5 separate regions of the Homo sapiens genome follow, and regions 1, 3, 4 and 5 are each linked to region 2. A link is a loop called in an ENCODE intact Hi-C map of the cell type or tissue named here. Cell type or tissue: A673. All regions are shown on one strand.

What was found. Peaks named below come from ENCODE experiments on the same cell type or tissue, not always from the same donor. Only the 100,000 strongest peaks of a DNase experiment are listed, where the experiment ranks them.
Region 1: it touches region 2 in a loop (7-fold over the local background); 24 of 110 quality-filtered maps call a loop at or near these places.
Region 3: a loop joins it to region 2, with 14 times the contacts of the local background. A loop is called at or near these places in 8 of 110 quality-filtered maps.
Region 4: a loop joins it to region 2, with 3 times the contacts of the local background. A loop is called at or near these places in 5 of 110 quality-filtered maps.
Region 5: it touches region 2 in a loop (4-fold over the local background); 5 of 110 quality-filtered maps call a loop at or near these places.

What each region holds. Positions count from the first base shown.
Region 1 is chrX:35,888,567-35,893,566 of GRCh38, forward strand. No RefSeq gene overlaps it. Among named protein-coding and RNA genes, the nearest start is that of CFAP47, 29 kb to the right of the region's middle. In A673, a CTCF peak has its summit at 2,282 (motif pointing right); a DNase peak (open chromatin) is centred at 2,315; H3K4me3 peaks cover 364 bases; H3K27ac peaks cover 1,997 bases.
Region 2 is chrX:36,864,788-36,869,787 of GRCh38, forward strand. No RefSeq gene overlaps it. Among named protein-coding and RNA genes, the nearest start is that of FAM47C, 140 kb to the right of the region's middle. In A673, CTCF peaks have their summits at 2,554 (motif pointing left) and 2,754; DNase peaks (open chromatin) are centred at 2,524 and 4,064; H3K27ac peaks cover 1,399 bases.
Region 3 is chrX:35,379,099-35,384,098 of GRCh38, forward strand. No RefSeq gene overlaps it. Among named protein-coding and RNA genes, the nearest start is that of MAGEB16, 420 kb to the right of the region's middle. In A673, a CTCF peak has its summit at 1,880 (motif pointing right); a DNase peak (open chromatin) is centred at 1,913.
Region 4 is chrX:34,891,232-34,896,231 of GRCh38, forward strand. No RefSeq gene overlaps it. Among named protein-coding and RNA genes, the nearest start is that of FAM47B, 49 kb to the right of the region's middle. In A673, a CTCF peak has its summit at 2,724 (motif pointing right); no DNase peak of the experiment used is centred here.
Region 5 is chrX:36,681,460-36,686,459 of GRCh38, forward strand. No RefSeq gene overlaps it. Among named protein-coding and RNA genes, the nearest start is that of FAM47C, 320 kb to the right of the region's middle. In A673, a CTCF peak has its summit at 2,794 (motif pointing right); no DNase peak of the experiment used is centred here.

The DNA of each region.
Region 1 (5,000 bases), 980 kb before region 2:
ACCGTAAGTGCCAACGTCTCTATTTGCCAGATCACCGCTGACCTTTCTTTTGAGAAGGAAAAAATTTTAAAGAAGTAAAATACTCTATCTTTTGCTGAGCATAACACTCAAGGTTTGAACAGGATCAAAAGGAGATATATATTTAAAAATTTATTGCCAGGAATTGGCTTACATGATTGTGGAGGTTGTTTAGGCAAGTCTGAAATTTATAGTGCTGGCCATCAGGAAGGGCAGGCTAGAATGCTACAATAAGAACTACTGCTATACACAGAATTTATTCTTGTGTAGGGAAGCCTCAGCTCTGATTTTAATGCCTAGTAACCGATTGATTTAGCCTTACCCTGATTATCTCGGGTACTTTACTTTACTTAAAATCTATTGATTATGAGCCTGGTGCAGTGGCAAACACCTGTAATCCCAGCTGCTGAGGAGGCCGAGGTGGGAGGATCACTTGAGGCCAGGAGTTCAAGACCAGCCTGGGCAACATAGTGAGACCCTGCCAAAAAAAGAAATCAAAAGATTATAGACTTAAATCACATCTACAAAATACTTTCATGACAATACCTAGACTAGTGTTTCAATAGCTGAGGACTTTAGCAAAGCCAAGTTGACATACTCAAAAACCCAATACACTGGGTAATCTAATACAAGATTTTCTGTTATAGCTAATAAAATATTTCAAAACAAAATATAAAAATTACATCAGAGCATAGGTCATGTTCAAATGTGTACTAAAAAAAGTTATTTAAGCATTGTGATTGTACAAGATGGGGCATGAATTGTATATAATTTATAGGTAACATATTATTATATGGATTTAAGATATGTTAAAAACAGCAAAATTATATTGTGAAAAATTACTACAAAATATTTCTGTGTAATAAATAAAATTGCCTTAGCTATCTTTTTATCAGATTTAATTAATATAAATGTATTACCTAACCTTTACAATGTAATATTTGTAAAAAATTAATTTTGAAGCAACAAAATGTGACATAATAAACATTCTGGAAATGTTTTTATAATAAAATAGAGTGAAAAATATAAGATGCAAAATCTAGTATGTATATTATGCACTCAATAGTAATGTTTGTTTTGTTTTGTTTTGAGACAGGGTCTTACTCTGTCACCCAGGCTGTAGTGCAGAGGACTGATTTCGGTTCACTGCAACCCCTGCCTCCCGGGCTCCAGCAATCCTCCCACCTCAGCCTCAAGAGTAGCTGGGACCACAAGTGCGCATCACCATGCCCAGCTAATTTTTTGTAGAGATGGGGTTTCGCTATGTTGACCAGGCTGGTCTTGAACTCCTGGGCTCAAGCAATCTGCCCACCTCGGGCTCCCAAAGTGCTGGGATTACAGGTGTAAGCCATGGCACGGGCCTGCTAATGTTTATTATAATGTTAATTATTACTAGAAAACATTATTAATCAATGCTATAGTAAGCCCATACTATATGCCAGTCACTCCAATAAATGTTTTTGATGCTCAAAGCAACTCCATTAAGTATTATTATCTTCCCCTTATTACAGATGAGGAAATTGAAAGTCCAGGAATTTAGCTCGTAGGGATTAAATCTAACACATAGGCAATGTAACAATTATCTCTATAATTAAGTTTAAATACATAGGAAGGAATTTTGGTGAATAGCTTTAAAATCTTTAGGTAGGCCGGGCACAGTGGCTCACACCTGTAATCCCAGCACTTTGGGAGGCCGAGGTGGGAGGATCACCTGAGGTCAGGAGTTCGAGACCAGCCTGACCAACATGGAGAAAGCCCGTCTCTACTAAAAATACAAAATTATCCGGGCGTGGTGGCGCATGCTTGTAATCCCTGCTACTCGGGAGGCTGAGGCATGAGAATCGGTTGAACCCGGGAGGCAGAGGTTGCAGCGAGCAGAGATAGTGCCATTGCACTCCAGCCTGGGCAACAAGAGCGATATTCCGTCTCAAAAAAAAAAAAAAAATTCAGGTAGGGGAAATCCTTTTTAAAGATTGAAACTTTCCATAAATCATCAAGAAAAAGCCCATAACTGACAGTCTGCAAATTTAAAACTTTTAAAAAAAGTTTAAACGTAAAAAGCACTGCAAAAAACAATGTTTAAAGACAAGAAACACTGGAAGAAAATATTTTCGTTTTTCTTTCTATGTTACATATTTTTCTGCTGGTTATCAATTTATTGACTCTCAGCTCCAAATGCAAAATTTCAGGATGCTCTCTGAAATTGAATCTGGGCTCTTTAAATATTTTTCCTTTGCCAACTGAAATTGAATCATTCTCAATAGAGGGCGCCAAAGATACACTGCAGGAGGAAAGGGTTGTACTTCCTTGTTCCGCTGACTCAGCGGGTTCCTGAAGCATGCTTAGCTTTCTCCGACATTAGGCTCCTGCAGCACAGGCAGTTTCTCCAGTACCTAGCTCTTGCAGTGTACAGTGCCAGCCGTATCCAGCAGTAAGTAGCTTCCCCTGGCATCCTCCCGAAAGCCTTTTTGTAGCAAAGTGTTTCTGATGAAATACCTCTCCACGCCGGGAGCGGTGGCTCACGCCTGTAATCCCAGCACTTTGGGAGGCCGAGGCGGGGGAATCACGAGGTCAGGAGATTGAGACCATCCTGGCCAACATGGTGAAACCTCGTCTCTACTAAAAATACAAAAAATTAGCCGGGCATGGTGGCACATCCCTGTAATCCCAGGTACTCGGGAGGTTGAGGCAGGAGAATCGCTTGAACCCAGGAGGCAGAGGTTGCAGTGAGCCGAGATCGTGCCACTGCACTCCAGCCTGGGCACCAAGAGCAAGACTCCGTCTCAAAAAAAAAAAAAAAAAGAGAAATACCTCTCCATGGGCAACTTACCTCCTCACCATAGAGGGAAGATTTCCAAAAAGTTCTGTGAGTGTAGTATTCCAGACACGTCTCTGTTATTCAGTGAACCATGGCTGTGGTCTCTCCAACAAGGTCTGGATTTCAACCCTAGGGGAGGGGTGTCTTCCTGGGGTGCTCTATCTTAACCCTGACATAGTGATTACTCATTATATCTGCTATTTCTATATTCTTTAGAGTCATCTTTTCTTCCTACTAGCCGGTCTTTCATGATGCCAATAATATAATTATATTATTGTTGATAATTTTTTATGCTATAGTTAATGATTATAGTGAATATTCTTTATATTAAACACTCCCTGTTCAGATTATAATATGGTTTGTCTCAGATTCAGATTGATATGCAATTGGTACCAGTAGTGATCCCAGGAGATAGACTCTCTGTCAAAAATAGGATTTTAGTTTGGTCATACCTTTGGGTTTGAGAGCTGTGCTGATCTCCTTGCCAATGGGAAAATTGATGTTGGTGTGGTGGCCTCAAAATTAATCAAGCTATCACTTGTGGTTGATTGTGATAAAATGCTAACTGAAACTTGTGCCTTAGGAGCCCAAGTGGCTGCTAAACTTGATTATTATGACAGTAATGATGACTAAAATGACTGTGGTATGGAATAGATTATTTGGAGTTCACTTGAGTGCTAACAAAGAGAAAATGACAAGCTCAGAAATGTTAAATCCCAGCTCCAGTTATAGTTCACGAATCAAAGACCTTCTATGACAGTCCTAAAAGGAGCTATTACTTATTGTACTCAGAGGGCTGATGTTGCTGAAAATCAAACACAAAATTTAATTATGTGGGTTGCTGAATTACAATGACAGTTAAATTCTCAGGCTTGCCAAGTTTCTCGTGAAATTTAGGGCTAAGAATGGGATCCTGAAATTTGCAGTGGAGACAATTGGTTGGATCCACATAAAATTGACAATCTCGAGCTCCAGTGTCAAACTTTCTAAGGCATTTCATTGCGAAAGCTGTGGGCAAGAGCTAACAAGCCAGGTTTGAAAATGCATCACAGGCTGCAGACTTTATTTCAACCTGTAGTGCCCTTGAACATGTTCAGAGGTCAAAAATATCACTATATGGAATCAATTCCAGAAACCTGTCAGTGGATAAGAAAACCCTGAGAGTATCTCCTGAAGAAAAAAGAAATCTTTCCTCTGAAGAGTGAATGGAGTAGGAGCCATTAGAAGGACAGAGAAAAATAGAAGGAAATAGGAGAGGAGGATGTTGGGGAAACACATGTAGGAGGGTATTTACAAATGATAGAAAGGGCCAATGGTGTAAAATACTGCAGTAAGTTCCATTAGTGAAAAGACTTAAAAGTGTCCACTGGATTTTCTCTTGGTGACGTTTGCAAGAGTGGTTTGAGTATAGTGGAGTAGAGAGTGGGATGGTAGATGAGGAGGTAGGAATACAGATTGCCTTAACTCATCTGCAATAAGTTACTTCCTTTGAGTTTGCCCTGTGTTTCCTTGACTGACAGTAATTGTGAAACAATATGTGTATTTCCTTACAGACAGGAATAAGGTCAGCATGCCTGACATCACCACAAACCTTAAATATAATTCTGGATGTTCTGACAGTGTAATGCAGTCATAAAAAAGGAAATGATAATGATGGTGATGATGATGGAGATGCATAAATTCTTGACATAAAGATAAACATTTGGTAAAATATCATTATATGAGATTGAGAAACTGTTTACTTAGAAAACCTTGAAAAATAACTGATGATATACTAGAAATAATCAGAGAAGTTCAGTGAGGGAACCAGATGCCAGATGAAATGGAAATAAATAAAATTAAGCTTTCTTTTAACGAGCAATAACAAATTAAAAATAATAATGAAAAATATTTCCCACTTACAATATATGTGCATATTAAAGATAAATATGTGGTAAAATTTGCCATTTCTTGAGTGGAAAAACTCAATGGCTTAAATGTATCAGTTTTCTGAAAATTATATATTTAAGGTCATCCCAATTCAACATTACAAAACTTTTTATTTCTTAACACAGAAAAAAATTACTCAAGAGTATAGACAGTTGAATGGATGAAAAGAGTCGAGAAGTCAATGTAATTGATATCTTTGAGGTAGAACTTTCTGTAAAAAATAGTAAAGAGTAGT
Region 2 (5,000 bases):
CTTGAACTACTGAGAATTATCAGTTTTCTGCATGCATAGGTGACTCAAATTCTCCAATAAATAGTTTTCATTGTATAGCCTGACTTGTTGGCAATATACCTTTTTCTTTAGCAACTTCAATAATAGAAACCCACAATGTTTTTAATAAGCCTATGTCAGATGCTTAACAACATTTTGGGTGAAACTAAAATCATTCAAAACCCAAAAGTGGTTTTATGAGAAATGGCCAATTTGAGCATGTGAGCATATTTATGAGAAATAATAAAAGTAATAGCATTTTGGTATAGAATTCTAAATAAAATCCACCATAAGATATTTAAAAGTGTATGTAGGTTTATTTGTTTTGGTTATGGAACATAATGGAGCACAATACGAGAAGCACAGAGATCACAGTTATTTATTATGGTTCAATGGAGAAATATTATTAAAGTAGCAGGGCCACAGCCAGCAGAATTAGCAACAATTGTTTATGATAAGTACCCAATACTGCATTGGAACTCATATGCTTTGGACTGGGACTGTACTGTGAAATTTCAATAATATCAAAGAAGATCACTACTTGACAGGTATTTGTAGTTAAGTGGCACGTTTTCTAGAATTAACTTACTAATAATCTTTATTGGTTAATATATAACTTTGTTATTTGAAAACCCACTGCTTTTTAAAAATTATAGCTACATAAGCTCTTGGGGTTGTGTCAGAGAGACAATTTTGAGTTTAAAAGGTGGATTGATAACTAATGATAACTGACAATCAAGAAGACCTTTTGAATTTCTTTACCCTTAGCACCATGCAAATATTGAGGGATGTAAGATCCATTCTACAACCAAAGATTTCCAACTCTCTTGTATTATCTTCCAATATTAAAAAGGTTTTGAGAGAAGATTCTAAATGAGTGACTCAGTGATTTGTTTTAGTCCTATAAAAAACATGTAATATACATCCCAATTCTTCACTTAATGAGAGAACCACATATTCAAAATATTAAGCCACTTGGATGAATGTAATATTAATGACAAATTTAGATGAGAAAATGGAAGACTAAATTTTTAGTCAGGGTATTATGAGTGTAAGCTGGGATGTAAAGCAATTAAGACTTTAGCTCCTTTTTACTGTCAAAATCAGTCTCCTCCAAGAATACGATCAGAAAGAAACAAAGGGAATTGACTCTATATGACAGTATGTAGTAGGACTCACAAAATGGCAGAAATCAAGTTATATCTTAAGAAGAACTGGGTTGAGCAGGCAAGCCAACAAGGTGGAGGAGGCCAATCAGCATTCAGGATGGCCAAATATTAACAAAGGAATGGTAAGGATTGAATTCTAGACAAGGTAAACAACATGGAAACAGAAATTAATACAGTAAGAACAACATGTCATCATAGAATGATGAGTATTTGAGTCTAGCTGGATTACCAGGTTCTTTCACCAGAGTAGCAGGAAGAAATTCTCTTTTACAACTCTTAAGATATGACTGTCAGCTAAAAGAAGATGGGCACAATTTGTGAGTAATTGATTGTTGTTCCAGCAAACAAGAGGCATTCTCATTAAAGTATTTCAGGAAAGTAAATCTGAATGTATAAAAGTTGAAGAAAAAATGGCAAAGTAAGGGCTCAAAAAAAGCAGTCCCTTCACTGAGGTACCTGTAAGCTGGAAAAAATGCAAAAATTTGGGAGCTCTGAAGTATAATAAAAGACTTACATCAATCGTGAGATTGCTTAATGAATAAACAAAATGTGAAATTTTGGCAAGAAAGTATTGTATTTCTGCTTACCTGCCAACCATCTCCAATTGCCCAGCAGTCCATACAGCTGGCAGTTCATGATCCTGGTGTGGCTTGCTGGTACCAATACAGACCTGTTTTTTGTTTGTTTGTTTGTTTGTTTGTTCTGAGACTGTGTCTGGCTCTGTCACTCAGGCTGGAGTGCAGTAGCATGATCTTGGCTCACTGCAACCTCCGCCTCCCAGACTTTTTGATCCACCATCATTATTTCTGGTTCACCAGCTACACTGAGTCCCTTGTCAGGCCAGCCAGATCCCAGCTCATGCCTGTGCCACATGGAAATTGAGGTTGCTTCAGGAAAATAAAACTTCAGGGCTTACCTCTGTCACATCCATTATAAGGCCAAGTTCCTAAAGTCATTGCTCAAGGTTGGTATGAAAACAGCATCCCAAGAGTGACCTTTTCTTGGCTCTCTCAATGGAAAGTAAAAGCAATCTCCTCCTCCTTCTATACTTTAATGTAATCATTCCTTATCATAAGTATCTCCTTCCTATACCTTGCAGCAACAAGTGAGAAAATTGGTGATTGCTTTCTTCTTTTCCTCTCTCACTTCTTTTTTCCTCCTTTCAAACATTTCCTAGCCAGATACAGGCAGTATTTCCCTATTCTTCCTCTATGCTCTATTTTCCTTGTACCATTGGGAAGTACAAACCTAAAGTCCTACATGGATAGGGTAAGGAATAATATATTCGCTTCACCGGGCCAACACTTCATAGTCTACAGTTTGGAAAATACTTTGAAAGACAATACTAGCTTTGCAAGGCTGCCATCTAGTGGCATAATCCAATTTAGAATATTAATGACTATCACTTAGGTCTTCCATAACCAGTTACAATCACTTCTCAGACAGATGAATGCCCAGGGAAAATTAAGTCAATTGTAGTTTACAGACGAAGGAAAAAAGAGACTAATCTGTTAGTTCAGTGAGAAGTGATTGATAAACACATTTGGATAACAGTGTCAATTTGTGACAGTGAAACAGCAACCAGGAAGAATACTAGTATTTCTGACATTGATTACCCTGATATGTTATATGGGTCTGAGTGTTTGGGTTCAGAATGAGGTTCTCTGATTTGTTCTACCACAAGATAGATATTTGATTGATAACTCTGAGAGGGAAAGTACTATACAAAGGCTCTCAGCCACAGGAAACCTTATCCTTTAGGATGAAAGGACAAAATAGATAGAGATGATATATTTTATAGGTACATTTTTGAATTTATTAAGAATTCCCAACCTATAGTCATCTCCATTTTTCCATTGTGCAGTCTGATTCACTTGCCCTCTAATTCTGTATTGTATCTATCCTAAAACTGTGAGAAAAAAATGCCAGATATAAGATGTGAGCATTTCCATAATCAGAGAAGAGAACTGAAAATCTTAATGTCTATTTAAAATGCTCTAGGGTCTTTAATAGAAATGCTAACATAACACGAAGTATACTATCAAACATATTTGCACACTAAATATTCCCTAATGTTGTACAAATACCAAATCTTACCAGAAACTGATTTATATTCCACATTATTAAAATCTCATTTTTCCCACTTCATTAATTATTTCAAAGGCAATTTTCACAAGCATGTGACTATAAAGTGCTTGTATTTTTATCCTCCTTAAATACGTTCTAAAGTTTAGCACAGGGGGAAGTCCCTCCTCTGTTTGAAATTATATATAGCTGTGCAAAACAAAATAATTTGAATATTTTCAAACAGGACATATTAATTTAATTAAAATAAATTAAATTCCATACTGTAGGATTCCAACCCAATTTGAAACTTGCCATTCGATGATCAAAAATCAATCTTGCTTCAAATAAAACATTAACTTATAGGTTAACAATAGAAAAATCACTTAATACCAGTTGAATGATCAAGTTACATTCAATTGCAAATGAATTGTTTATATATACAAACCATAGAATAGTATTGATTTAGCAAATGTGCTTCACTTCATTCAACTTATTTACATACACATGCACAGAAACAGCCTGTAAAATATTCACTAATACTAAGTATGTATTTAACAAAAATTCTATTAAGTATTATTATTTCTGTAATTCTCATGACCCCTCTAACTGTAGAAATATTTTGAATCTTGCCTTAAATAATGGCAAGTTTGTATTGTTGAATGTTTTCAAGGATTCAAATATCAAAAGGCAAGGAGTACTGTTTTAGGCAGCAATTTCTCGGAAGCATGGTCATACGGTACAGTAGTTATGCAAGTCAATCTGTTGACTCTCCAGTAATCTCATACGCCTACAGTGGCACTCAAACTTTTGATTCTTGGAATCATGCCATGAATAAATTGGTCTATTGAGCAAAATCTATGCAGCCAGACAGATTTACATTTAAATAAAATCTGAAATCAACTTAGTTCACTCAGCATAGCAGTACCTGGTCCTCAGTGGTGTGTCTTCTTGCCTTTGAGTATCAGTCAAGAGTAGCCCCTCTAGAACTAAAAGCAGTGAAATGGCAAACTTGCAAAAACCTGAATTGATTCTAGAAACCTACAGATCAAGAGAAACCTTTAACCATTCCAGAAACCTGAAATGACATCAGAAAGCAACAGATCCAGAGAAGCTTTTAGCCATACCAAAGTTTTACCATAACTGACTAGGAGGGAAAACTCTTATTAATCTGGATATTGCATGTTATCCCCTTGAAACACAATGTTGAGACAGAATCCAGCAATATTGTCTTAGGAGAAAACTTTCCTAAGGCAAAGCACAATGACAACAGATATAGAGTTACTGGTCATTATATTGTATGCTGTGTGGTGAAGTTTTTATGAGGAACATAGGCTTAGAATAATGTATCTTGATGCAGGTAAAAAGACTAATAAGCAATTTGGGAAGCCTAGCAGAGGAAAAGTAGCCATCCAAAACTGGAACTATTAAGTCTCAATATCACAGAAGCAAGATGAGTGTACGGTTTTAAAACATATTTGAAAATTCTTTGACAAGTTTCCTATCAAGAGATGGGAAAAATTTCCCACCCCACTACTTTTTAAATATAGACTGGCCTTAGTGACCAAAGTCTAATAAAAAGATTGCAGCTGAAGTGACATTGTGCAACTTCTGAGGTTAGATTAGAAAAAGTAATACTGCTTCTGACTGGCTCTCTCAGGACATTTGCCTTTGGAACAAAGATGCCATGGTGTAAGGAAGACCTAGCTACATAGAAAGGCCACACGTAGATGATTCTATTGTTAGCCC
Region 3 (5,000 bases), 1.5 Mb before region 2:
TGATCTGAGAAAATACTTAATATAATTTTGATTTTTTGAAGTTACTGAGATTTGCTTTATGGCCAAGCATATGCTCAATTTTGGAGAATGTTTTATGTGCAGATAAGAAAAGTGAATATTCTGCAGTTGTTGGGTAGAATGTTCTGTAAATATCTATTGGGTCAATTTGGGTTGGAGCCCAGCTTATGTCCAGAATTTCTTCATTGGCTTTCTGCCTCAACGACCTGTTAGTATTGTCAGTAGGGTGTTGAATTCTCCCACTGTTATTATATTGGTATCAATCTCTTTTCTTTGATTTAGTGGTATTTGTTTTATGAATCTGGGTGCTCCAGTGTTGGGTGCATATATATTTAGGACAAGACAGGTAAATCATCTTGTTGTATTGAACCAATTATCATTATATAATGCCTTTCCTTTTCTTTTACTGTTGTTAAAGTCTATTTTATCTGATACAAGAATGGCTACTGCTGCTTGCTTTCATTTTCCATTTGTGTGATATATCTTTTCCTACTCCTTTACTTTGAGTCTGTAGATATCTTTAGCTATTATGTAGGTCTCTTATAGGCAAGAGATGGTAAGATCTTGTTTTTTTATCCAACTTGCCAGTCTTATATTTTAAGTGGAGCATTTAGGCCATCAACGTTCAATGTTAATGTTGGTATCTGAGGTTTTGTTCCTGTCATAGTGTCGTTAGCTAGTTGCCCTGGGCTCTCAATTGTGTAATTGCTTTATAGGATCTGTGAGTTTTCTACTTACATGTTTACTTTTATGTTGGGGAGTGGTGTCTTTCATTTCCATGCTTAGAACTCCTTTGAGCGTTTCTTACAGGTTTGATGTAGTGGTGATGAATTCCCATAGTGTTTGCTTGTCTGAAAAGACTTTATTTCTACATTTATGAAACTTAGTATGACAAGATATGAAATACTTGGCCAGCATTTTTTTTCTTTAAAGCCTAAAAATTGGCCTCTAATGTCTTCTGGCTTGTAAAATTTCTACTGAGGTGTCTCTTGTTAAAGTGATGGGATTTCCTTTATACGTGATTTGATGCTTCTCTCTAGTTGCTTTTAAGATTTGTTCTTTCATGTTGACCTTGGAGAGTTTGATGATTACATGTCTTGGTAATGTTCATCTTGTATAGTATCTTCTAGGTGCTTTCTGGATTTATTGTAACTGGATATCCACATCCCTAGCAAGATTGGAGAAATTTTCTTAAATTATTGTCTCAAATATGCTTTCCAAACTTCTTGCTTTTTCTTCTTCTTCCTCAGGAATGTCCACATGTCTAAGTTTTGGTCACTTTACATAATCCCATATTTCTTGAAATCTTTGTTAATTTTTTTAATTCTTTTATCTGATTTAGTTAATTCCAAAGACCAGTCTTAAATCTGTGAAATTTTTCTTCTGTTTGGTCTAGTGTCTTGTTAAAGCTTCCAACTGTGTTTTGAAATTTCTTCTGTGAATTATTCATTTCTAGTAGTTTTGGTTTTTAATAAATAATCTCCTTTTTCTTCTCCAAATTTTTTTGTTTCTTGTGTTGGTTTTCAACTTTCTCTTAGATCTCATTGAGTGTCTTTAAAATATATATTTTGAATTCTTTTTCAATCATTTCAAAGTTTTCATTTTGTTTAGGATCCATCGTTAAAGAGCTAATGTGGTCCGTCGGTGGTATCACAACATTCTTTCTTCGTAATGCTGGAGTTCTTGTGCTTGTTCTTCCTCATCTGTAGAAGCTGTCACTTCTTATTTTTGAATTTCCTTTCATTTAGATGGGATTTTCCTGCCTTGAGGATGTGATTGTAGAATATGTTATGTAGGGTCTTTTGGCTTTGCTTTTATATCCCTGGGCATTTTTTCTTGTGAAGATTTCTATAGGGCTGTGCAGTTTGACCTACAGGCCAGTAGGTGGCACTTATGGCTAAAAGCCAGCTGTAGCAAAAGCAGATGGGTAGGTACTTGATCTTTGTTTAGTGTATGGTCATTTGTGTTGTTTCAAGTGATGAGCTGGACAGTGGAAAATCCGATCCCCTGAACTTCTTGTTCAGCAAATGGAGAGGACACAGCTTTGAAGAGCTGTACTGCATGGCTTGCTCACAAATACCCCCAATGATAAGGATGGACACCAACACTGATAGGAGTGGCTAGGGGAGTTCCTGATGACATGCCCTGAGGTTTCTGTGGGGAATAAGGTGCTTGCACCAGCTCCACTTCCTAAACAGGCAGGAATCTGATCTATTTCTCCATCATACTCCTGCCCCAGGGCTTGTAACTCTCAGTTCAGATGCACACTGTTATCTCCAGGCCACAGTGCTGCTGAGAGCCAGGGAAGACGCTTGTCTGATGATTCTCCACAGGAGTGATTTTAGGGTGGAACCTCATCACTCAGACCAGTACAAATAGCTCTGTGGCTTGCTTGTTCTCTAATGTGGTAATGCTGCTGCTTTGTGTACGGATGGGGAGGGAATCCACCTTTTGGCACATTTGTAACCGCTCAATGGGTTCACCTTGTCTGCTGCCTAGACAGAACTGATTTATCAAGACAGGGGAATTGCAATAGAGAAAGAGTAATTCACGCAGAGCTGGCTGTGCGGGAGACCAGAGTTTTATTATTACTCAAATCAGTCTCCCGGAGCATTCGGAGATCAGAGTTTTTAAAGATAATTTGGCGGGTAGGAGCTTGGGAAGTGTGGAGTGCTGGTTGGTCAGGTTGAAGATGGAATCATAGGGGGTTGAAGTGAGGTTTTCTTGCTGTTTTCTATTCCTAGGTGGAATGGCAGAACTGGTTGAGTCAGATTACAATCTGGGTGGTCCACTGGACAGGTGATCCAGTCCAGTGCAGGGTCTGCAAAATATCTCAAGCACTGATCTTAGGTTTTACAATAGTGATGTTATCCCCAGGAGCAATCTGGGGAAGTTCAGACTTTTGGAGCCAGAGGCTGCATGACCCCTAAACTGTAATTTCTAATCTTGTGGCTAATTTGTTAGTCCTGCAAAGGTAGACTGGTCCCCAGGCAAGAAGGGGGTCTTTTAGGGAAAGGGCTATTATCAATTTTGTTTCAGAGTCAAACCATTAACTGAATTCCTTCTTAAAATTAGTTCTATGCCCAGGAATGAACAAGGACAGCTTAAACGTTAGAAGCAAGACGGAGTGGGTTAGGTCTCATTTCTTTCACTGTCATAATTTCCTAAGTTATGTTTGCAAAAGTGGTTTCACATTCAGGTGAGTGTCAGATGTTGAGTGTGTTGGCTGGTTGGGTTGGCCTGAGTTCAGGCCCCACAGGGAGTAGTCAGATGCTGGCGGTGGTGGACTAGGCTAGGCAAACCTTCCATCCTCAGGCCTCTGGATGGGATGTACAAGATGTACAAGTCCTAAGGGGACTAAACCAGGAATGGGCCAGTACACTTGTTCTTGGATCCCCAGAATTCACATGCTGGCTGAAAGGAGTGGGCTGATCCATGGGTCACCATCAGAACTTTCAGGCAGGAGCAGGCAGAACGCTCAGGCAGTGGCAGAATAGTGGGAGCCCCAGGGCAGATCACAGGCCTGTGGGGGTTGGGCTGTCAGAAGGACTCTGGGCAGCAGCTGAAATGGTCAGGTGGGAACAGGCTGGCTTTGCTGTTAACTTTTCACTGGAGGAATCAGGCCCCCTCAGCTAGAGCAATGGAGGCTGACAGCTGTGGGATGCATGGTCCACTTGAATTTTCCTCCCACAGGAGCAGCAGTAAATTTTGCTGCTGGGGACACACAAAATTGCCCAGCCTTTCTGCTCCTCCCCCAACCCAGGTTCAGGGGTGACAGGAGTGGCTGCAGTGGTGGTGGGTGGTGGTGATGGCAACTGCTATAGGAGCCAAAGGGTGGGTCACTGGCTTCAGAGGTCCTGGCTTTCAGTAGAATATCGGGCTGCAGCCAATATGTACATACAGGGGCAGGGCAGCTGCACTGCAGAACCGTGCTGAAGAAGGGAGGCCTATTTTTCAAGGAGCACCTGAGGCAGGCAGTCATTGCAGTGCATGGCCCACCCACTCCTCTCTACTGCAGCTGTTGTATCTGTCTTTGGGGCATGCAAAAGTGTCTGGCCTGTCTGCTCCCTCCCTGATCCAGCTGCAGCAGCCGGCACCAGGCTTCTCAGCATTCCAAAGCCTGCGGAATTCTAGGTAGGCTTGAGCAGTACCTATGCACTGTCTCCAGGCAGCACCCTGTATTAGACTAAAGGCCTGGGAGGAGTAGAGGGGGATCTCCCATGGCTAGGATTGTACAAGTCCATGGCAGAATTGTGGAACCCCAGGGGTCTCTCACTCACCACTTCTCTGTATCAGGAATCTTCTCTTGGCTCCATGCCAGTCCCAGCTCAGCTGGCTGTACAGCTTTGCTCCTCTCTGCTTTCTATGATTCCTATCACTTCTTTAATGGATTCCAGTGTGCCCTCTTAGGTGATCTACTCAAGTGTTAATATTTACTCACTATTTTGAATTCTGTCTGTGTGGGAGGCTCCCACTATCTGGTTCTATTCAGCCATCTTGAACCGGAACCTCAGAATTGAGTTTTTACATACACTAATCGCATGATCTATTAATAAACACATTATTAGTTGGACTTCATTAAAATTAAAAATATGTTATGCAAAAGACCCCGTCAAGAGGATGAAATAATAAGACACAGACTGAAAGAAAATATGTGCCATACATAAATTTGATACAGAACTTGTACTTAAAACATATAAATAACTCTTAAAACTCAACAATAAGAAAACAATCAACCCTACTAAAATTGGGTTCTAAGAAGACACCACACTACAGAAGATATATATATGACAATTAAGCATATGAAAGATGTTCAACAACATACTTCATTAGGGAATTGCAAATTAAAATGACAATGCTATCACTATACGTTTATTAAAAGAACTAAAATCTTAAACACTGACAACATCAACTAGTGGCAACAAAGTGAAACAAGAGGAACTGTAACTCTTTTGCTGGTTGTAATGCATAATGGTACAGCA
Region 4 (5,000 bases), 2.0 Mb before region 2:
TGAGAATGTCTGATCTTACATGGCTGGCAGGTAATTCTAGCTGTAAACTGAGATCTCAAAAAAGGGTATTGACTGGAACACCTACAAGGGGGTCTTCTCATGTGGCCTTGGTTCCAAGGGTGAATATCCTGAGAGAGAGTGAGCCAGAGGGAAACTATGCCTTTTCAAACCTAGCCTCAGAAGTGGTGCAGCATCATTCTAGCCACATTTTACTATTTAGAAGCTAGTAACCAAGGCCAGCCTAAGTTCAAAATGAGGGGAATTCGGCTTCAGCTTTTAAAGAAGGCTTCAAAGAATTTGTGGGCATGCTTTCAAAACATTTCATATATCTTGCTCTTTGATGTTGATTATTACTTGTTTCAGATGGCTTCGTTTCCCTCTCTATGGCCCTGCCCCTCAGTGGCATGCACCCCACTAAGCCTATCACTATCACCACCATTAACATCACCACAAAGCATTCACCACAATGACCTGGAACTCTATATCTTTTTGTCACTGTATTACGTCCCCAAAACTATGCAGCATTGCCAAATTCTATTTCTTTATGCTTAAGGGAACAAGGTGCTATGCTGAGATTAATATTAGCTTTCACTCTTTGTTGCTAATGATAATCTAAAATTTTAATGCTCCTCTGAATATAACAGGTACATTGATTACAGCTTCTGGACAATTGTAGTCATCCTAGTACCCTTAGTTTACTCAACAAAGTAAAATATATTCTTCATGTATTTTGCCTTTATGTATCAGTCAACTGTAGTACCTCATAAACTATTTTAGATTCCATTCAGCTGGTGATCTGTCTGGTCGGGTAGGGTCAAATCAAAAGGGCAATATATTCATGATAGAGTTGTAAATTTTTTTTAAAGTCGTTTTTACTGTAGGCACATGAGATCACTGGAGAGAATCAAAGGATTGGCTTTTATGAGTCCTGCCTGTATAGGACCAAGGTTCTTAGAAATTATCGCCTAAAATAGCATTTCATGTCCTTTGGAATGTGAAGCCTTGAAAACATTCCATATTAAAATCTTGCCCGCAGTCAAGGCAAAACTCAAAATATTTCTACAGTTAGAGAAGCAATGAGAATTATTAAGATGATAATATTTACAGTGTTTTGCAGTGGATATCTATGATAGAATATAGTGAAGATTTTGCAGGTTGTTTGTATGCATGTGATGTAAATTTGTTTAATGGAAATGAAGCACATTTTGCTAAATCAGTACTACCCTGTGGCATATATGTATAAAATCAGTCATTTCTAAATGAATGTAACTTGATCACTGAACTGGTATTAAATCATTATCCTATTTGTTACTCCACAATTTAATATTTTATGTGAAGTGAGTGACTTTTAACCTTCAAACTACCAATTTTAAAATCCGTTGACATCGTATGGTATGGTATATAATATATTTAGTTAAATTAGTATGTCCAATTTGAAAGACAACTCAACTTCTTTTCCTCAGTATAGCTATGTGAGATTTCCAACAGATGAGAAACTTCTCTACTGTGTTTAAACTTTGAATGTATTTACAGAGGGTTAAAAATATCAGCACTTGCCTGGAGCGGTGGCTCACGCCTGTAATCCCAGCACTTTGGGAGGCCGAGGCGGGCGGATCACGAGGTCAGGAGATTGAGACCATCCTGGATAACACAGTGAAACCCTGTCTCTACTAAAAATACAAAAAATGAGCCAGGCGTCGTGGCGGGCACCTGTAGTCCCAGCTACGTGGGAGGCTGAGGCAGGAGAATGGCGTGAACCCGGGAGGCGGAGCTGGCAGTGAGCTGAGACTGGGCCACTCCACTCCAGCCTGAGTGACAGAGCGAGACTCCGTCTCAAAAAAAAAAAAAAAAAAAAAAAAAATATATATATATATATATATATATATCAGCACTTTACAGTCACATGCTGGTGAAAATTGCCTTTGAAATAATTCATGAAGTAGGAAAAGCAGAATTTAAGTATCATACAATGTAATCCAGTTTTGGTTAAGATTTAGTATTTGTACAACACTAGGGGATATTTAGTGTGTAAATATATTTAATAATATATTTTGTGTTATGTTAGCATTTTTATTATAGACCTTAACTGATTTTAAATAGACATTAAAATCTTCACTTCCCTCTTCTGATTAGGGAGATGTTTCCATCTTATGCCTAGCATTACCCTCATAGTTCTAGAATAGTTAGAACAGTTATAGAGCACGTGAATCATATTGTAGATTGAAAAAAATAGAATCATTTACTGAGAGGGCTGCAGACTACAAATTTTTAATAAATAAATATTTCACCATTTGTTGTGTATATTGAACTTGAAAGAGAAAGTAAATTGTGTAGAATGTATAATTTTATATGGTGCTGTCTCTCTGTGTTAGTAATCAAATGTCCCTCTAGCAAAAGAAAAATAATTAGAGGACCTCTACCACCACCCCAAACACTCAGATCCGAAATAATGTGTCAAGACACACAATGTCATAAACCCTAGTGCTCTTCCTGGTTGCTGTTTTGCTGTCATGAATTGACACCATTAACACAACTTCAATTACATTATCAATCAGTTCTCCCTGAACTAACAGATTAGTTTGTTTCTTTCTTACTTTCCCTGTAAACTATAATTGACTTAGTTTTTCCTAGGTATCCATCTACCTGAGAAGTAATTATAATTGGTTACAGAAGACCTAGGCAATAGTTAATAATATTTTAAATTAGACTGTGCCACAAGGTGGCAGACTTGCAGGTCCAGAATTGTCTTTAATAAGTATTATCCATATCATAGGCTATGAAGTGTCAGCCTAGTGAATCCAGTTTATAAATATTCCTTATCCCACCCATATAGGACTTTAGTCTCTTAAGCTTACTTCCCAATGGCACAAGGCAAATAGCGCATAGGGAGGGTATAGAGAAATACTGCCTATTTCTGTCTAGAAAATGACTAGAAGAAAGAAGAAAAGGAGGGAGAGAACGAAAGAAGCAGTCACCAATTTCCCTGCTTGTGGCTGCAGAGTATAGGAAGGAGCTATCTCTGATAAATAAGGATAACATTAAAGTCTGAGAAGGAGGCTACTTGAGAGATCTAGAAAAGGTTTACTTCTTGGGCTGCCCCCTCTCCTACCAACCTTGAATGAGATTCTAGGAACTTGGCACTTTGATGGGATCTGACAGATGGAAGCCCTGAAATTTCCTTTCCTGAAGAAACCCCAATTCATATATGTCACGGGTATTCAGTCAGGATCTGGCTGGCCTGTCAAAAGGAACCCTGTAGCTGACAAGCTAATAGATGTGATAGGGGATCAATTGCAATCAGCAACCTGGAGCCAGTGGAGACTGAGTTGAGGACCAATCATACGAACCAAACTAAAAGGGACCAGATCACTAACTGAACCAATAACAGGCTTCAGCCATGACTACTAGCAAGGTTAACTGCGTCCATGTTTACAAGGAATGTTGTGAGAGACCAGGAAAATAGAGGGCATCACTTTGGAGGACTTTGGTCCCTTTTCATGTCAAGGTGATCTTTAAAATCCCTCTCTCAATATAACACAAGACCACATTAAGGTGAGAAGCAGGGGCAAGTGGAGGCTTTCTGGGAGTCCAAATATTTTATCCTGATAATCTGCATCTCTGAAAGATGCTTCTCAATATTATTGGACTAAGTTTAAACAAGATTAAATATTTAGTGATAATTTTTCTCCATTGACCAAGTTGGTGATTGACGTGGTCTCCGAATGACAAAATAAATGAATTTTCATTTAATTTGAGTTACATTACCCTGCAAGAGAGGAGAGACAGTGTTCTTTCAGCTCCCCTCTTAGAGTAGGAAATAGTCTCCTTTTTTTTCTCTATCATATCATTGGAGAAAGGGAGGGAACACTGCAGCACTCTTGTGTTTTGAAAATATTCTGTGAATGTGAATTGATGTGCAAATGATTATTCACATTGAGAAAAAAAGAGCTTTCTTTAAGCTCCATCTTCATAATAAAAATTAGTCTTTAATTAGAGTACTAGAGCTTACTGAAATTAAGAAGCTGTGTTTTGCACAATAAATAGTAGGGACTCAGTACAAATTGTCATCACCATTTTGAAGTCTGTCTTCTCCTATGTTCCTTGTCTACAGTATCTTACACACTAAACCAGTTCTCCACCATCGTTGTGCGTGCTATCTCTCTGGTCCTTCTATCTATCAATCCATCAGCTTCCTTCTGGTTTTACTTGTGCCTTCCAAGCTTTGGCCCCATGAGTAGTTGTGTTAATGATGAAAGTGCCAAGTTTTGTGTTTATCTTGATGCTCTTCAATGGGGGACTGCCAGGAATACCTATAGTCAACAAAGTTGAGTTAACTGTAGCAACAAGAAAGACTAAACCGTGAAGAACAGTGGGACACTTCAAACAGGAGTTGAGGAAGTGAACGTTTGTTCTGAAGTGTATGTTGCAAAAAGCAAGAACACTTTTTTTCAGGGTGGCAGAAGAAACTGAGCAGGGCTAGAATCACCACTGGGGAATAAATAATACAGGAGATAGAAAGAAATTATTCTGGCAGATAGTAGGGCAAGAGTCCTTGGCAGAATTTCTTTTCTAGCAAAAAGCAACCCCCAAAATCATTTCTTTTGTAACAATGAGCAGCCTGAAAAATCAAGCTGCAAATACAGATAAGGAAGCTGCAAGATTGCATGGGGGAGTGCTAGCAGTTGCGCCAATAGAAAAGGGCTACCTGGGGGCCAGGCATGTCCAACATGGAGGTTCCATCTTCCCTTTTTTTGTTACCACGTGTACAGTAATAAAGAAATGAGCAACATGGAGCAGCTCAGGCAGAGATCCTGCCTGCCTAACAAAAAATTAGCAGGGGGCAGCCAGAGATTCACTCCCTATGCAAATGGCACAACTGGTCCAATCAGTTTTTCGTGCCCTATGTAGACCAGGCAGCACCTCCCCACCAGCTCATCTATAAAACCCTCTGCATTTCACCCCAGGTCTGGCAACCCACTTTTCCAGGACCTCTCTCTGCA
Region 5 (5,000 bases), 180 kb before region 2:
TGTGTTTGATTCTGATTTTCGACACCCATTTTTTAGTTCTTTAGCCACAATGTCATTCTTTTTATCACCTAAGAGATATTTTAAAGTAGTAAGAAGAGAACTTAATTAAAAGACAAAATGTCTGCCTCCGACTGGGAGAAGTGAAACAGAGTGAACTCTAAGCAAATTCTGATCAGGGGTCTAGTAGTCCCAACCCTGCCACATTCTAGCCTTGTGAACTTGGGAATATTGCCAACCCCACTGAGCTTTAGAATCTTTAGCAGTGAAATAGGATTGATAAACCCTGTCATGTGAGACTGGGATATATGCATTTATGTAAAGCTTCTGTCATTGGTTCTGGCATGCCTTGAGTCTTTCATGATTGGTAGATTATTTTGATTATTTTGACCCCAGACCCTACCACTCTCTTATCTGACTTTAATTTATCTAGGAGATGTCAGAGAATATGCAGTGCTCTAGGGCATGGCACACCAAATCATCCAAAATGCTGCTCAGCAAGAAAAACTCTGTAGATCTTCTGCCATAGCAGGATTTGAGGGAATCCTATACATTTGGATGTACCTTGAAGCTCCCAGATTTGTTTCAAGGCCAACTCCTTCTGTTCCTCCTAGCTGTCCTTTCACCCAAACTACCCTTATTTTCTTTCATTTTATTTCCCCCCCAAATCTAGACCTTACACAGTGTTTGACAAATTACCCTCAAGAGAAACACATCAAAACGGCCTTTGCATGGCATGAGCTCTGGCTTTCCCAGCGCAAAGCAAATGGTGCCAAAGACATAATACTATGTTACTGGGAAGTGCAAGAATCCCCAGTTCTTAGTCGTACTTGAGAGAAAGAATACTGCTAAGAGGCAATTTATCCAGAAAAAGGAAATTTATTGAAGGAAAATAGAGAGCAGAGAGTTTATTTAAAGGGACAGAACACTCGGAAAGATAAGGCAGAGCAGGCTGCTGAAAGAGAATGGGCCAGCAGCAGCCAGAGAGTTCTACATTGGGTTTTTATAATGTCAGATTTTTTCTTGAAGTTCCCACCTCTGTCTTAAGTTTCTGCCTTTTTTGTTTGTCTAGTTTTTCCACTTCTGCCTTAAGTCCCTGCCTTTTCCCTGCCTAGTTCCCATCCCAGCCTTCTGGAATGCTTTCTTACTATTGATTAGTTGGTGCACATGCGTGGGCCGGGTGCTGGATAGGAATTCTACCTAATGGCTGCACTGCTCATTACTACCATCCCAGGAAGATTGTATAGTGGTCAAATCTATACGTATTGTTTCTGCATATCTCTTAGGAATTTCTCCTGTGCCTTCTTTCCCCTTATCAGCATTCTGACAGATTAACTGCAGAGTGAGCAATTAGTGGGCTTAATAAGGGGCATTCCTTCCTGTGTAGGTATTCGCCCTCCTCGCTGCTCATGTCTAGCATGCTTGTTTTGGGTGGTTTTTGGGGTGTGAGCTTTTCCAAATCTCCTTTTTTCAGGAGCTCCCCTAACTTGTTCATGTCTAGCTATATGCCTACTCCAACATGTCCACTTGAAGCTGGCTGCACCCTCAATCAGTGCACCTTCTAATGTGGCCTCTCATCGGCTTGCTGTTGCTGGCATCTCTACATATCCTCATCTAGGAAGACTGAGACTAACCTAATAAATATGAAAACGGGACTTAGTCACAGCAATCAGCAGCACATGAGAAACCTTTTTGTCCCTGCAGGGCTGAAATTCTCCTCCCCATGAGCAGAACTGAGAAAGGGATCAAGTCACAACATGCAGCCTAATCCAATAGGACATTTTGTTCCTATGTGCCAGACTCTCCTTGCCTGCATACACAGGGAAAGGTGGGGTGGGAGGTGACAAGAGAGGAACAAGTTTAAGGGGACCCAGTCACAGCAAGAAATATGGCCTGGAAAACTCTTTATCTGCATGAACCCAAGACTGTAATTCTAGCACAGAGACACCAGGGTGCCAGTCATATTAGCAAAATAGACCCAGTCACATGCAGCCCAATCTAGGATGTCTCTGTCTCCTTGGGCCTGAGGTTCTCTTATGTCTTCCAGGATGGACAAGTGACCTATCTACAGTATACTGCAACCCCCTTCCACCATCTGCTCACTCAGATACTTGGAGATAGTATCTGTCTTTAAATGTTTTTGGCAAATGTTGCCTGGGAGGCTACTCCAGCCCTGAGAGTTTGGAAGCGGGTAAAACAAACACAAGCCCTTGAGCTTTTCCTTCTCTCAGAGAACACAAGATAGGCCAAAATACACAACACAATTATTTAAAAACAAAACTCACCCTTTACCCTCTGGCACTAGCAAGATGAACCAAGAATGCAATCTGCCATACACATAACCACTGCCTAGCTAGGGAATGGGGAATGGTAGGCAGGTGAATATAATGCCACAAAGATCTCTTATCAGAATTAAGAGTCTGTTTATTCATTAAACACTACCTGGTTGCTGTAAGTTTATCATTAAATTCCAGAGTTCAAAAACACTTGATTCTGACAGTTTTTGCGAGCTTACTCTTTGCTTGTGGAGGGATGGATTTTGGAGTTCTTTACTCTGCCATCTTCTGTGACTTCACCCTGATGCCATATTAAATGTTTAATCATAGTGTTCAATCACTGGCAGGGTTGCTTGTGATCTAAATTATGTTATAAACTTTTCTGGATTGTCCATCTTCTCTATAGCAGTTTATCAACCTTGACATTGTGAGCATTATTCATCAGACAGATAATTTTGTGTGGTAGAAGTCTGTTACTGGAATTAAGAGAGTTTTGCCACATCCCTGACCTCTACACACTAGATGGCAGTAGCACTTCCACTCTCACCAATTAGGACAACCAAAAATGTCTCTAGGCATTTCCAAATGTCTGGAAGGTGTGTGCAAAATGTCCTTGGTTGAGAACCATGGCTCTATAGTGAATGAGATTTGGATATATGTAAAAAGCTATATAGGTATAAAAATAAATAGGTAGATAGATATGTAGTGTGGTTAGTTGAATAATGACCCCTCAAAAGCTATTTACATCCTAATAAATGGAACTTGTTAATGCTACTTTATATGGCAAAGAAGACTTTGCAGAAGTCATTAAGACAAAGATTTTGAGGTGGGGAGATTATTCTGTATTTTCTGGGAGAGCCTTAAGTGCAATAACATGTGTCGTTATAAAAAAGAGGCAGAGAGAGATTTGATACAAATGCACAGAGGAGAAAGTGATAACGAAGGTGGAAGTGAGGATTGTGGTGATATAACAATGAGCCAAGGAAGGCCTGCAGCCATCAGAAGCTGGCAGCAGCAAGGAACAGGTTCTGTCCTAGAGCCTCCAGAAGAAGTGCAGGCCTGCCTAATACTTTGATTTTGGCTGAGTGATACTGAATTTGTACTTCTGGCCTTCAGGGTTGAGAGAATACATTTCTATTGTTGTAAGCCACAAAGTTTGTGGTGATTTGTTACAACTACCTCAGAAAATTACAATAAATGGATAGATACATAAGTAGGTAGGTAGATAGATAAGTAAATGTAAATATTGTTTAGTGTATACTGTAATTATGTTTTTATTGGTATGATATTAGACAAAGAGCTATGATATTACAGCTATTTTCCCATGGCAATAAAAGTGCTTCATAAACGTCATATGAAAGCTGCATACATTTATTTTATGGACATTCAGTGCCTTGTTGGAAAATGAGGTCATTTCAGACTTTTAAAAATAAATGACACTATAATAATCACCTTTGAACATATAACTTTGGCAGTATATATGAGTATTTCTTTAGAATTAATGCCTAGAAGAGGTATTGTAGTGTCAAATGTATTTCATGTTTATGACTTTAAATATGTGTTGTCAAATTCCCATCTGGCAATGTGCTATGAATTTAAAACCCCATATAGTAGTAGATGAGACAGTCTGGTTGCTTACAACAGTGTAAAACCTAGCATCAAAATTTAGTTTTTCCAAAGGGCAAATAGCTGTATTTTTCTGAATGTAAGAGTAATGTATAACCTTCGAAAACATTCAGAAAATAAATTATGAAGAGTCAAAAAATCCACCCTTCCAGAATTTTCTCTTCTTATGAGCACATACATACATATATACCATCTAAACAGGAGCAGTGGGAAAGAGAAAGAAGAGAGAAATGAAGACACATCAATGGAGTTAGAGAGAGGGGCTTCCTTAGTTGAATATCTTAGAAGTCAGCCAAATCCGTAAGTGAAAGAGAGAGAGATTATTATGTTTGTGTGTGTGTGTGTGTGTGTGTGTGTGTGTGTGTGTGTGTGTGTGTGTATTCCTTTAAATGGGGGCTAGGCTAGATGGGGCATTTTAGTTAATAAGTCAAGGATCATTACTAAGGCCCAGAGAGATTTCAAAAAACTCTGAGAGGGTAACCCAAAATGACTCCCAGAGGAATACTGGATGTATGAAACCGGTGAAAAGTAACCTCTAGGATTAATGGAAAGTTTATAAATTGGGGTTTGTACCCCTAAATGAATATAATAACTATGCAAGCTGTAGTGATAAACACAGTCAGAATTGAACCATGGATTCCCATTCTCTTCCCCAATCTATTCCTCAACAGAGCAAGTTTTCCCCATTCCAGATTATCTGGCCAAATTCTAGGCGTCATCACTGACGGCTGTTCTCATAATCTCAAAGTCATTCAAATTTTACCAGTTGAGAACTCAGATGTAATGGAGAAGAGATAACCCATCTCCACTCTGCTCTGTCTGAATTCCAAACATACTGAATCCATGAGCATAATAAAATGGTTATTGATCCACAACACCAAGCTATGGAGCAGTAAGTGACTGGAATAGATTCTACTAATTTGTTCTTTATATTACTTGTTTGTTTGTTTTTAGAGACATGGTCTTGCTCTGTCGTCCTCGCTGGAGTGCAGTGGTGCAATCATTGCTCACTGCAACCTTGAACTCTCGGGCTCAAGCAGTCCTCCCACTTCAGCCTCCCAAGAAGCTGGGACTACAGCTGCACACCACCACCACACCCAA